2 separate regions of the Homo sapiens genome follow, and region 2 is linked to region 1. A link is a contact called in ENCODE Hi-C or POLR2A ChIA-PET data. All regions are on one chromosome and are shown on one strand. The core of a region is the stretch at or near the end of the contact, and the rest is flanking DNA. Distances in the headings are between cores, read along the strand shown. Region 1 overlaps LOC105370115 (a long non-coding RNA gene). Region 2 has its middle 120 kb from the start of SPATA13.

The links. Hi-C counts contacts between places; a loop is a spot of excess contacts on that map. ChIA-PET counts read pairs that join two places held with the same protein, here RNA polymerase II (POLR2A). Pooled maps may share reads with other maps.
Region 2: a loop to region 1 is called in a map with no recorded cell type, with 2.7 times the contacts of the local background. The contact joins two enhancer-like sites. A Hi-C loop is called at or near these places in 1 of 168 maps with a recorded cell type or tissue (IMR-90), 2 of 37 single-sample maps with no recorded cell type and 4 of 50 pooled maps. POLR2A ChIA-PET finds 5 or more read pairs at or near these places in 2 of 52 experiments (A549 and activated T-cell).

What each region holds. Positions count from the first base shown.
Region 1 is chr13:23,963,999-23,969,157 of GRCh38, forward strand. LOC105370115 (a long non-coding RNA gene) reads left to right here. Exons shown (of 5, transcript XR_941753.2): 4 at 404-488; 5 at 4,642-5,159. Among named protein-coding and RNA genes, the nearest start is that of C1QTNF9B, 69 kb to the left of the region's middle. Within about 2 kb of position 2,758, at least 5 of the 41 ENCODE cell types and tissues checked have a DNase peak (open chromatin) inside an H3K27ac peak, as active enhancers do.
Region 2 is chr13:24,036,242-24,041,400 of GRCh38, forward strand. It overlaps a transcript of SPATA13 not described here. Among named protein-coding and RNA genes, the nearest start is that of SPATA13, 120 kb to the right of the region's middle. RefSeq lists an enhancer at 2,269-2,563. Within about 2 kb of position 2,715, at least 7 of the 41 ENCODE cell types and tissues checked have a DNase peak (open chromatin) inside an H3K27ac peak, as active enhancers do.

The sequences.
Region 1 (5,159 bases), core at 1,508-4,007:
GCTAACCTTGTTAGATTTGTTTGTGTGTGTGTCTATATACATTTCAATTTATATCTATTTATATAAAGTAAGAGCAGCTTGTTTCTGAGTGAGGGCATATTGGATGTTCCCGGAAGAAAAAAAAAGTGTGCTCTTTGTATGACTAATTGTGGCTGTGTAAAGTTTTTGTTTGCTTACGATATGCTTTCTATTCTGTATTAGAATGTGGAGACTCAATGTTTTTGTCCCCTAGAAGTGCATGGGTTGAATCCTAACCCCTAATATGATGATGGGAGTTAGGTCCTTTGAGTGGTGACTAGGTCATGAGGGTGGAGCCTTCAGGAATGGGATTAGTGCTCTTGTAGAAAGGCTTCAATCCCATTTTATATATATATAAATTTAACATTTAATTTTAAAATTACAGTTAATAGAGTTCCCTGGCCCCTTCTATGTTGAGACATGGTGAAAAGGCAGCCTCTATCAACCAGAAAGCAGACTCTTTTCAGCCAGTAAGTTTTCTGACACCTTGATCTTGGACTTCCCAACTGTGAGAAATAAATTTCTGTTGTTTACAAGCCACCAGTTTATGGTATTTTGTAAGAACAGCGTGAATGAATTGAGAGAGTTGAGATTGCTGGATAAGTAAATACTATGATATGTTAATGTCATCTGTCAGGCAGTGGACTTAATTCAAGTTTGGATAATTGAGAGTAATAACATTCAAGCCTAATACAGTAATATGCACATTTTATATAAAATATTAGGGCTTTGGGAGGCCAAGGCAGGAGGATAGCTTGAGGCCAGGAATTCAGTAACAGTCTGGGCAACATAACAACACCTCCATCTCTGCAAAAATAGAGAAAGAAATTATCCAGGCATGGTGGTGCCTGTAGTCCCAGCTATTTGGGAGGCTGATGCAAGATGATCACTTGAGCCCAGGAGTTGGAAGCTGCAGTGGGCTATGGTCCCATCTCTGCACTTCAGCCTGGGAGACAGAGCAAGACTTTGTCTCAAAAAAGATTATATATATATATGTGTGTGTGTGTGTGTGTGTGTGTGTGTGTGTGTGTATAATTTTATTATTAACTAAATATAAATATGTGTTTAACAAATATATATAAATGTTTGACATATAATTTTAAAATTACAGTTAATAAATTCTACTGATAACAAACCACATTAGTTAGATTTTTTTTAACATACAATTCTTCAAGAATAAACTTGATGCCATTGTCAGCAAACTGAACTGCCACCCAGCTTTACTTTATGTTTATTTTCCTTTATACTTCTATTTACCTATGGCTTCTGGTAAGGCATCCAACCTAATTATTCACTAGATTTTTAGTCAACACTTAGTATGTACCAATCCTTGTTTTCATCACCAGGAGCGCAAAATTGACAACGCTCCTTGAGGCATTTGATCTAATTGGATGGCATTAGATGGCTCATGTCTAAGTGATTTCGAGTGCCCTCTCCTCTCCTTGGGCCTTTGGCAATGTCTGTAGGTGTTTTTGATTGTTATAAATAGGGGTTAAGGAACAAATGTGCTCCTGGCATCTGGTAGGTGGAGTCCAGGAATGCTGCCAAACATTCTGCTGTGCACAGAACAACCCCCTAGCAAAGAACGATCTGACTCCAAATGTCCATAGTGCTGAGATGGAGAAACACCGCCTAGAAGGAATGATGAACACAGAAACAGATGAGTCTGAAACAAGGGGATAAATACAGTAAAAAATTGATAGTCTATTACTAGAGTACCATTAGTACTGTTAGTGGCTCTTCTATTAGTAGAAAGCTTGTTTTTGAAGATGTATTCCTTCCTGTATAGTTCCATAGCTACATTAAAACATTTTTATCGTGGAAGATTTTAAGCATGCAAAAAATAAAAGAGTTAAACTCATTTTCCACCTTCAGCCATTACCAACTTCATCAATTTTGTTTCATATGTACTCACCCCCTCCCACTTTGACAGGTTATTCTAAAACAAACTTGCACATCATATACTTTAATTTGCAACCACTTCAAGTGTATACCTCAAAGAGATAAGACATTCTTTTCAAAAATACAACTCTTTATTTTTAATCACAGCAAAAACATTCCTTAATGCATGGATACATTCTTTACATGACAAAACAAGAACAAAAACAAAAGACCCCATGGGTTTTTTGGTTTGATGTTATTAAGACATCTGTCCCATCTCCCTCCCTGTATCTTTATCTTGAGTTGAGCAGGAGAGGTATTGAAATCTTTCTTCTTTTATGTATCTTGTTGATTGGTGGCATATCTATCAGAGTACTCCATGCTGACCGACGCTACCTGGGCAGTGATTTAACCTGCAAACTTTGCCGATTTCTGTATGTTAGGGGTTTGGACCGGTGCTTGTTTTAGTGTGCCTGGCACAGGATTTTTGTCTGACTTGGCCCCAGCCTGCGCACTGACTGCCCATCCCGCACCCCATGACCAAGTTTTCCCTGGATACATGATTTTTTTTAACTGGCAGGCCCCCAAGTGATACTTTTCTCTGTCTTTGTACCAGTTGATTCTAACAACAGACTTTTTCTCTGGAGACTGACATCCCTCACAGAATGGTGGCAACTACCCTAATGGCTTTTAAAGGGTCAACCCTTGCCTACCATTTTAGAAAGCAAATTTTGTTCTTGAAAGATGTTCAGAAACAAATGGGGGAAAAAGCAAGCAGTAAACAAATGTATAAGAATATGCTAACAACTCAGAACAAAACTGAAACCAAAAGTTCATTTACCAGGATCAGAAACACAAACAAAGACTTTTTATCTATTCTGGCAAGTCATTTCTAGTAAAAAGACAGTTTGCGTGACTTGCCAGAATACATAAAAAGTCTTTTATAGTCCCAGAAGGGATACGAGAGCCTTTACTACAGTGACTTAACCCACTCAGGTCCTAAATAAGCTCAACAGACAGCTGCTATCAAAGGAAGGAAGCCTGACCTGAGAGATGTACCTGGGTAGAAAAAAGGCAATCCGCGGAAGTACAGCTCAATTGTGTGTACCTCGTCTTGTCCCAAAGGTTGCCGATCTGTTTTAAAGGTACCCTTGTTTCATCCCACTTCTGACCACAGAGTATGTCAACCTAAAAAAAAAGACACTTAAGAATCTTACTTCCAGATATGTTGAATTTATTCAGGAGTGGAAAAAGTGGTTTATCAGAGATTCACAGAGTGGCAACCCACAAGTGCCATCTGCTGAAAGGTAAAGGGACGCTTTTTTTTAGCAGGAAGAGAGAGGTTCATGTAACCTACTTAGGAACAGAGTTTATTGGTTCCAAAGGCATGAAGTCAGAGTTGTCATCAGTTTATCGGCGGAGATGCTGTTACTGGGGCAAGTATTCCTTAGAGTATTTTATTGGAATTATTACAGCCCTAAAGAGTGTCTAGTAATGCACTTTTTTTTTAGTTAAATGAGATATATTATTACAATTAATTTTACCTACTTTCTATTTTTCTTTTTTTTTTTTTTGAGATGGAGTCTTGCTCTGTCACCCAGGCTGGAGTGCAATGACACAATCTCGGCTCACTGCAACCTCCACCTCCTGGGTTCAAGCAGTTCTCCTGCCTCAGCCTCCCAAGTAGCTGGGACTATTGGCGTGTGCCATCAAGCCTGGCTAACTTTTTTGTATTTTTAATAGAGACGGGGTTTCACTGTGTTAGCCAGGATGGTCTCGAACTCCTGACTTTGTGATCCACCGGCCTCGGCCTCCCAAAGTGCTGGGATTACAGGAGTGAACCACCATGCCCGGCCTTTTTAAAATTATTATTATACTTTAAGTTATTGGATACATGTGCAGAATGTGCAGGTACCATGGTGGTTTGCTGCACTCATCAACCTGTCATCTACATTAGGTATTTCTCCTAATGCTATCCTTCCCCTAGACCCCCACCCTGCGACAGGCCCCAGTGTGTGATGTTCCCCTCCCTGTGTCCACATGTCCTCATTGTTCAACTCCCACTTATGAGTGAGAACATGTGTTTGATTTTCTGTTCCATGTGTGTTTGTTGAGAATGATGGTGTCCAGCTTCATCCATGTACCCGCAAAGGACATGAACTCATCCTTTCTTATGGCTGCATAGTATTCTATGGTGTATATGTGCCCCCATTTTCTTTATCCAGTCTATCATTGATGGGCATTTGGGTTGGTTCCAAGTCTTTGCTATTGCGAACAGTGCTGCAATAAACATACATGATGCATTTTTTTTTTCAGACTGAGTCTTGCTCTGTTGCCCAGGCTGGAGTGCAGTGGTGTAGTCTCTGCTCACTGCAACCTCTGCCTTCTGGGTTCAAGCGATTCTCCTGCCTCAGCCTCTGGAGTAGCTGGGATTACAGGTGTGCACCACCACCCTCAGCTAATTTCTGTATTTTTAGTAGAGACGGGGTTTCAACATGTTGGCCAGGCTGGTCTTGAACTCCTGACCTCAAATAATCTGCCCACCTTGGCCTCCCAGAGTACTGAGATTACAGGCGTGGGCCACCACGCCCAGCCTAGTGATACAGTTTCTACAGTCATTTGTCATTTGAAGCAAATTGGAAAGGTGAAAAAGCTCGATAAGTTGGTGCCTCGTGAACTGACTGAAAATTTAAAAAAAGAAAATCACCATTTTGAGGTGTCGTTTTCTCTCATTCTATGCAGCAACAATGAACCATTTCTTGATTGGATTGTGATGTGACGAAAAGTGGATTTTATACGACAACCGGCAATGACCAGCTCAGTGGTTGGACCAAGAAGACGCTCCAAGGCACTTCCCAAAGCCAAACTTGCACCAAAAAAGGTTATGGTCACTATTTGGTGGTCGTCGGCTCGTCTGATCCACTGCAGCTTTCTGAATGCCAGTGAAACCATTGCCTCTGAGGAGTGTACTCAGCAAATTGATGACATGCACTGAAAACTCCAGCGCCTGCAGGCAGCATTGATCAACAGAAAAGCCCAATTCTTCTTCATGACAGCACCTGACCACATGTCACACAACTCACGCTTTAAAAGTTGAACAAATTGGGCTACGAAGTTTCACCTCATCTGCCGTATTCACCTGATCTCTCGCCAACTGACTACTACTTATTCGAGCATCTTGACAACTCTTTGCAGGGAAAATGCTTTCAGGACCAGCAGGATGCAGAAAATGCTTTCAAGAGTTTATTGAATCCTGAAGA
Region 2 (5,159 bases), core at 1,465-3,964, 72 kb after region 1:
GACAGTGTTTTGGTGTTTTGCAAATCTCCCTGGCGTCAGGGTTAATGGAAGACAGCTGGGCTGTCCTTATCTGTTCTTACATTTAGGCTGAATTTGTTACAATGTGTTGCCATGGCTGAAGTAGAGGAAGAATGTCTGGCCTCACAGAAGTATGGAAGTGTAAAAAGGAGGAGTATGTAAGCAGACTTTTTAGATAATAGCAGGTTAGCTTGAGTTTCTTGACAAGTGTGGTTTCTTACTGGTTAGGTGCACTGTAGAATCTGGAACAGACACCTGAACGTTCTTTAGGTGACTTTTAGGGATGTTTTAGCTCCCCTGCCACCTGGGGCCCACAGGGAGACACCCAGGGACGAGATCTCTCTGAGCCTTGAAGACATTTGCAGCCCAGCCCTCCCTGCTCCTTCCTGCTTGTCTAAAACTTCGCAATTCTGTGAGATCATAGACAAATTGCATCTCTTCTGTGAAGGCTGCTCTCACCTTACTAAACAACAATTATCTCTTACTTTTCTCAATTCAAATAACGTTATTGTCGGTACCACTCATTTGGCCCTTAGTAAATGCTGTCAATTTTTATTGATTGATTGATTGAGATGGCACAATCTCGGCTCACTGCAACCTCCACCTCCTGGGTTCAAGCGATTCTCCGACCTCAGCCTCCCGAGTAGCTGAGACTACAGGCGTGCACCACCATGCCCAGCTAATTTTTGTATTTTTAGTAGAGACGGGGTTTGACCATGTTGGCCAGGATGGTCTCAATCTTTTGACCTCCTGATCTGCCCACTTCAGTCTCCCAAAGTGCTGGGATTACAGGCATGAGCCATCGTGCCTGGCTGATGCTGTCAATTTTAAATTAATTGGCAGATAACCACTTGCTAATTTTTAATTAAGCTAATTGAAAACAGGTTCTTCAATGAGAACACTTGGACACAGGAAGGGGAACATCACACATCGGGGCCTGTCATAGGGTGGGGGGAGGGGGGAGGGATGGCATTAGGAGATATACCTAATGTAAATGACGAGTTAATGGGTGCAGCACACCAACATGGCACATGTATACATATGTAACAAACCTGCACGTTGTGCACATGTACCCTAGAACTTAAAGTATAATTTTAAAAAAATTAAAAAAAAAAGAAAAGAAAACAGGTTCTCGACTAATACTTTATTTATTTATTTATCTATTTGAGATAGAGTCTCGCTCTGTTGCCCAGGCTGGAGTGCAATGGCATGATCTCAGCTCACTGCAACCTCTGTCTTCTGGGTTCAAGCGATTCTCCTGCCTCAGCCTCCTGAGTAGCTGGGACTACAGGTGTGCACACCACCACACCTGGCTAATTTTTGTATTTTTAGTAGAGATGGAGTTTCACCATGTTGGCCACGGTGGTCTCAATCTCCTGACCTCGTGATCCACCTGCCTCGGCCTTCCAAAGAGCTGAGATTACAGGCATGAGCCACCGTGCCCAGCCGGCTAACACTTTTAAAGTTTGTTTTTCCTACAGCAAGCAGAAAAATTGATCGGAGTTTCTTAATCTGGGGTTCGTGGATTAGCTTATTGGGGGCCCATGAAACCCCCAGAACTTGTAAGTGAAATTGTGGATGTCTGTGTATATATATCATTCTTCAGAAATTTTACTCCTCCTTTCCCCCCAGTAAAAGGTTAGTAACAACTAGACTAGATTTTTTTTTTTGAAATGGAGTCTCGCTCTGTCACCCAGGCTGCATTGCAGTGGCACAATCTTGGCTCACTGCAAGCTCTACCTCCCGGGTTCACGCCATTCTCCTGCCTCAGCCTCCCGAGTAGCTGGGATTATAGGCGCCTGCCACCATGCCCAGCTAATTTTTTGTATTTTTTTAGTAGAGACGGGGTTTCACCGTGTTAGCCAGGATGGTCTCGATCTCCTGACCTCGTGATCCGCCTGCCTCGACCTCCGAAAGTGCTGGGATTACAGGCATGAGCCACCGCGCCCGGCCAACTAGGCTAGATTTTTAACAAATATATACTGTGGTCTTTTTTACAGTTTTTAAACCCAATATCTGCTATAATGGGATCAGAAAAGGCCACATCTATAAAAGCAAATCCTTCCTCGATTGTGCCAGGGGGCTTTAGTTCCCTCTGTTCTATGTTTACATTGGAGTCCCAACCATCTGGTTATTTTTGATATTCCAACATAGTCTGTGTTGGGAAGGGAGTTCTTATTCTGTTTCCTCCCATGCACGCAGCGGTTAGTACCAGGGAAGCAGGACAAATCACTGCAGCACTTCAGGAGGGAACCTCTCTTTGTGCTCAGAAGCAAGATAGCATCCAACTCAGGGTCAGCAGACGTCTTCGGTAAAGTGCCGAGAGTAAGGATTTTAGGCTCTGCAGGTCTTATGTTCTCTGTGGTGATGACTCAGCTCTGCCATTGCTGCGCGAATGCAGCCACAAACAGGAAAGTGAGTTGGCCCCTCGCATCCAAACAACTCTATTTACAGAAACAAGCAGGGGCTGCATTTGGCCCATGGGCTGGAGTTCTTGAACCTCTGATCTAATTCACAGCTCACTAGGACGCAGGAGTTATAGTTGTAATAAGGAAGCACAACATCAAAAAATTGGGTGGAATCCTGGGGACTCTTAGGACTTTGCATTCCACCAATCATAGGTAATTCTAGTCTTGGCTAAAAGGGAGCACACAAATCCAGAGAAACCTGCTCATCCCAGGCAATGGGCCAGACAGGCAGCCCTGTGACACAGGCAGGGAAATAGGGGCAGTTTTGTGGTCATTGCTCCAGTGCTCACATACCTTCTATCAGAGACGATTAAAAAAGTTATTGTTTACACCACCACAAACCAGAGTGCAGGCTTGTTAGAAAATCTGGATTGCTCCCTGATCTGCCTCTCTATAATTAGTGAACCTTTCTTCTCTGCTCTGTGCACACAATGAATAAAACGTTCATGGTGTATGATGTCACCACAGTGCTAGAAACACTGTCTTGATTGTTCCACTTTTAATTCTGCCTTTGCGCCTGGCTGTGGCTGCAGCTGCTGGTCATCCCTCTACCAGCTACTACTCAATTTACCAACCTGGTGTTGACAGCTCTACCTTGCAGACTTTCGTGGCAGGAAGAAAGCCTGGTGGGAATGGACATGGTAGGGAGAGCCTCAGTGGCCTCCTTCCTAAGAGAGCACAAATATAGTGGAAGCAGATTCGCAGCTTCTCACAAGTTTAATCTTTAGAATGTGCAGAATCAGAATTCTGCATCTGGCAAATCAGAATTTAAAAGTTGGCAAGCGCTTTGACTTATTTAGGTTTCTTTTATTATCAAGTTCATAAAAGGGCATTTTTCTTTCTCACTCTCAATAGGAATTCTTGGGCCTCGAGGGGTCGTTTCTTAGTTCTTGCTCTGGTTGTTCTTCCTTTTGTCTCTTGCTGTTCTGTGGACTGGAGGGGTCCATAGGTTGTGAGTTTCTTTTTCTGCCTTTTGTAAGTTGCCATTTGTTCTCCCAATCCTGCATGTGACTGGGGTTGGGGGAATTCTGTAGTTGGCTTTGTGCATTGTTTTGTGTACCAGAACTTGGTTTAAGAACAGCTATCAATGCTGTCATAATGATACCACATTTGCTCCAGGAAAGCACACTTTCAGTTACCTCTAGCACCGTCCCCACCAAAGACAGGCTGAGCTCTGATCTTCCCTTCTTGGGCCACTCACTCCTGTGTATGGTGAGGGCCTTTCTGAGTGGTGGAGCCCAAGCTGCATGCAGCTGCTCTAGAAGCAAGGAAGACTGAAGCCGGGCAATGTTTGGCCAATCACAAGCACCGTTTGGTGAGGTGAGCATATTCAGATGATCATTTTAAGTAGCAGTTCCTCTAAAACTTCCACTAAAGGCCATTCAGCAGAAATCCCCCAAACACAGACAGGCTTGAGATGCTGGGTGGCCAAACCAAATGGCGAGTGCCCTATGCCAGCAAAACCAGAGAGAGCGTTAAGTCAGGGTTCTGGCCTGGGGAGGAGGGAGATGACCTCCACTGAGTGCTCTCTATGCATCCAGCTCTGGACAAAGGCCCCGTGTGTCTCACAAACCTGGTTTTTCAAATCAGGAAATCAGTGGCTTGAGAAGTTTAAAGTCCTGAGGCCTCCCAGGTGGTACATGGCTCAACCAACAGCATCTGTCTATATGTTTTTAAGAGCATGACAAGTAGTCATTAGAGTATGGAGTGTAGAAATTCACAGCACCGCCCTTGACAGGAAACCAGGTGTAACTACACTTTTGTGTTCTACAGACACACAGATGGGGTTGGAGAGGAGGCTACCACCAGGACACTGTGGACATTGGAAGGCAAGGGTAAATAGAGTCTTGGGGTCCCGGGGAGACACAGGGGTCCAGGACACAAAGCCTGCCAAGCACCAATTTTGTAAAGTTCAGTTTTAATGAGGAGAAATGACTTGAGGAGAATCCAACTAGGCCTCCTCTCCTGTGGATCCAAATTGTACCAATTGAAAGGGGGAAAAGGGTCGCTTCAAGGCACCCCAACTTTAGATTTTTTAGTAGTCTGAGGCTCTTCTCTTCAGCTTTTGCTGATTGTTTGCTGTCGTTCCTTTATAAAACTCTTCCCAGTTTTTGAGGATACAGATTGTGGTTGGCCCAACACAAGCAGCTTTTGCTCAGGTTAGAGCACCACGAACTCAAATACTGCAGTTGCTGCCCACTGGGAAGCCCCTGGGGGAGACTCGGAGACTCAGGGGGAACGAACAATGAGGCCAGGTGCTGGTGGGTCACATGGTTACAGCTGCATGTGGACAAGCACAATTAAGGCAGTTTTACTGTGAAACAACAAATACAGCAAAATCACAATGCCTGCCTGTGCTCTTATCTATAGGAACATTGTGGGATGGGGGTAGGATGTGGCTGAAATGGTGCAGCCCTATCCACTTAGCTTGATTCAACCCACAGTAGCTCAGAACCACACTGGAAAATGGGAGAAGCTTGTTTGTTAAATAAAAGGTGGTGACATGTTTTGAAGAATCTCCTGGCAATTTAATTGTTATATAAGTTATTTGGATTTTTAACAAAGGACGTTTCAACCTGAATTTTACAGATAAAGGGTTTTTGTTTCTCTCTCTTTCAAGCTCATTTTCCCTATTGACAAATTTTGACCCAGGTCAGAGTAGCATAATCCATG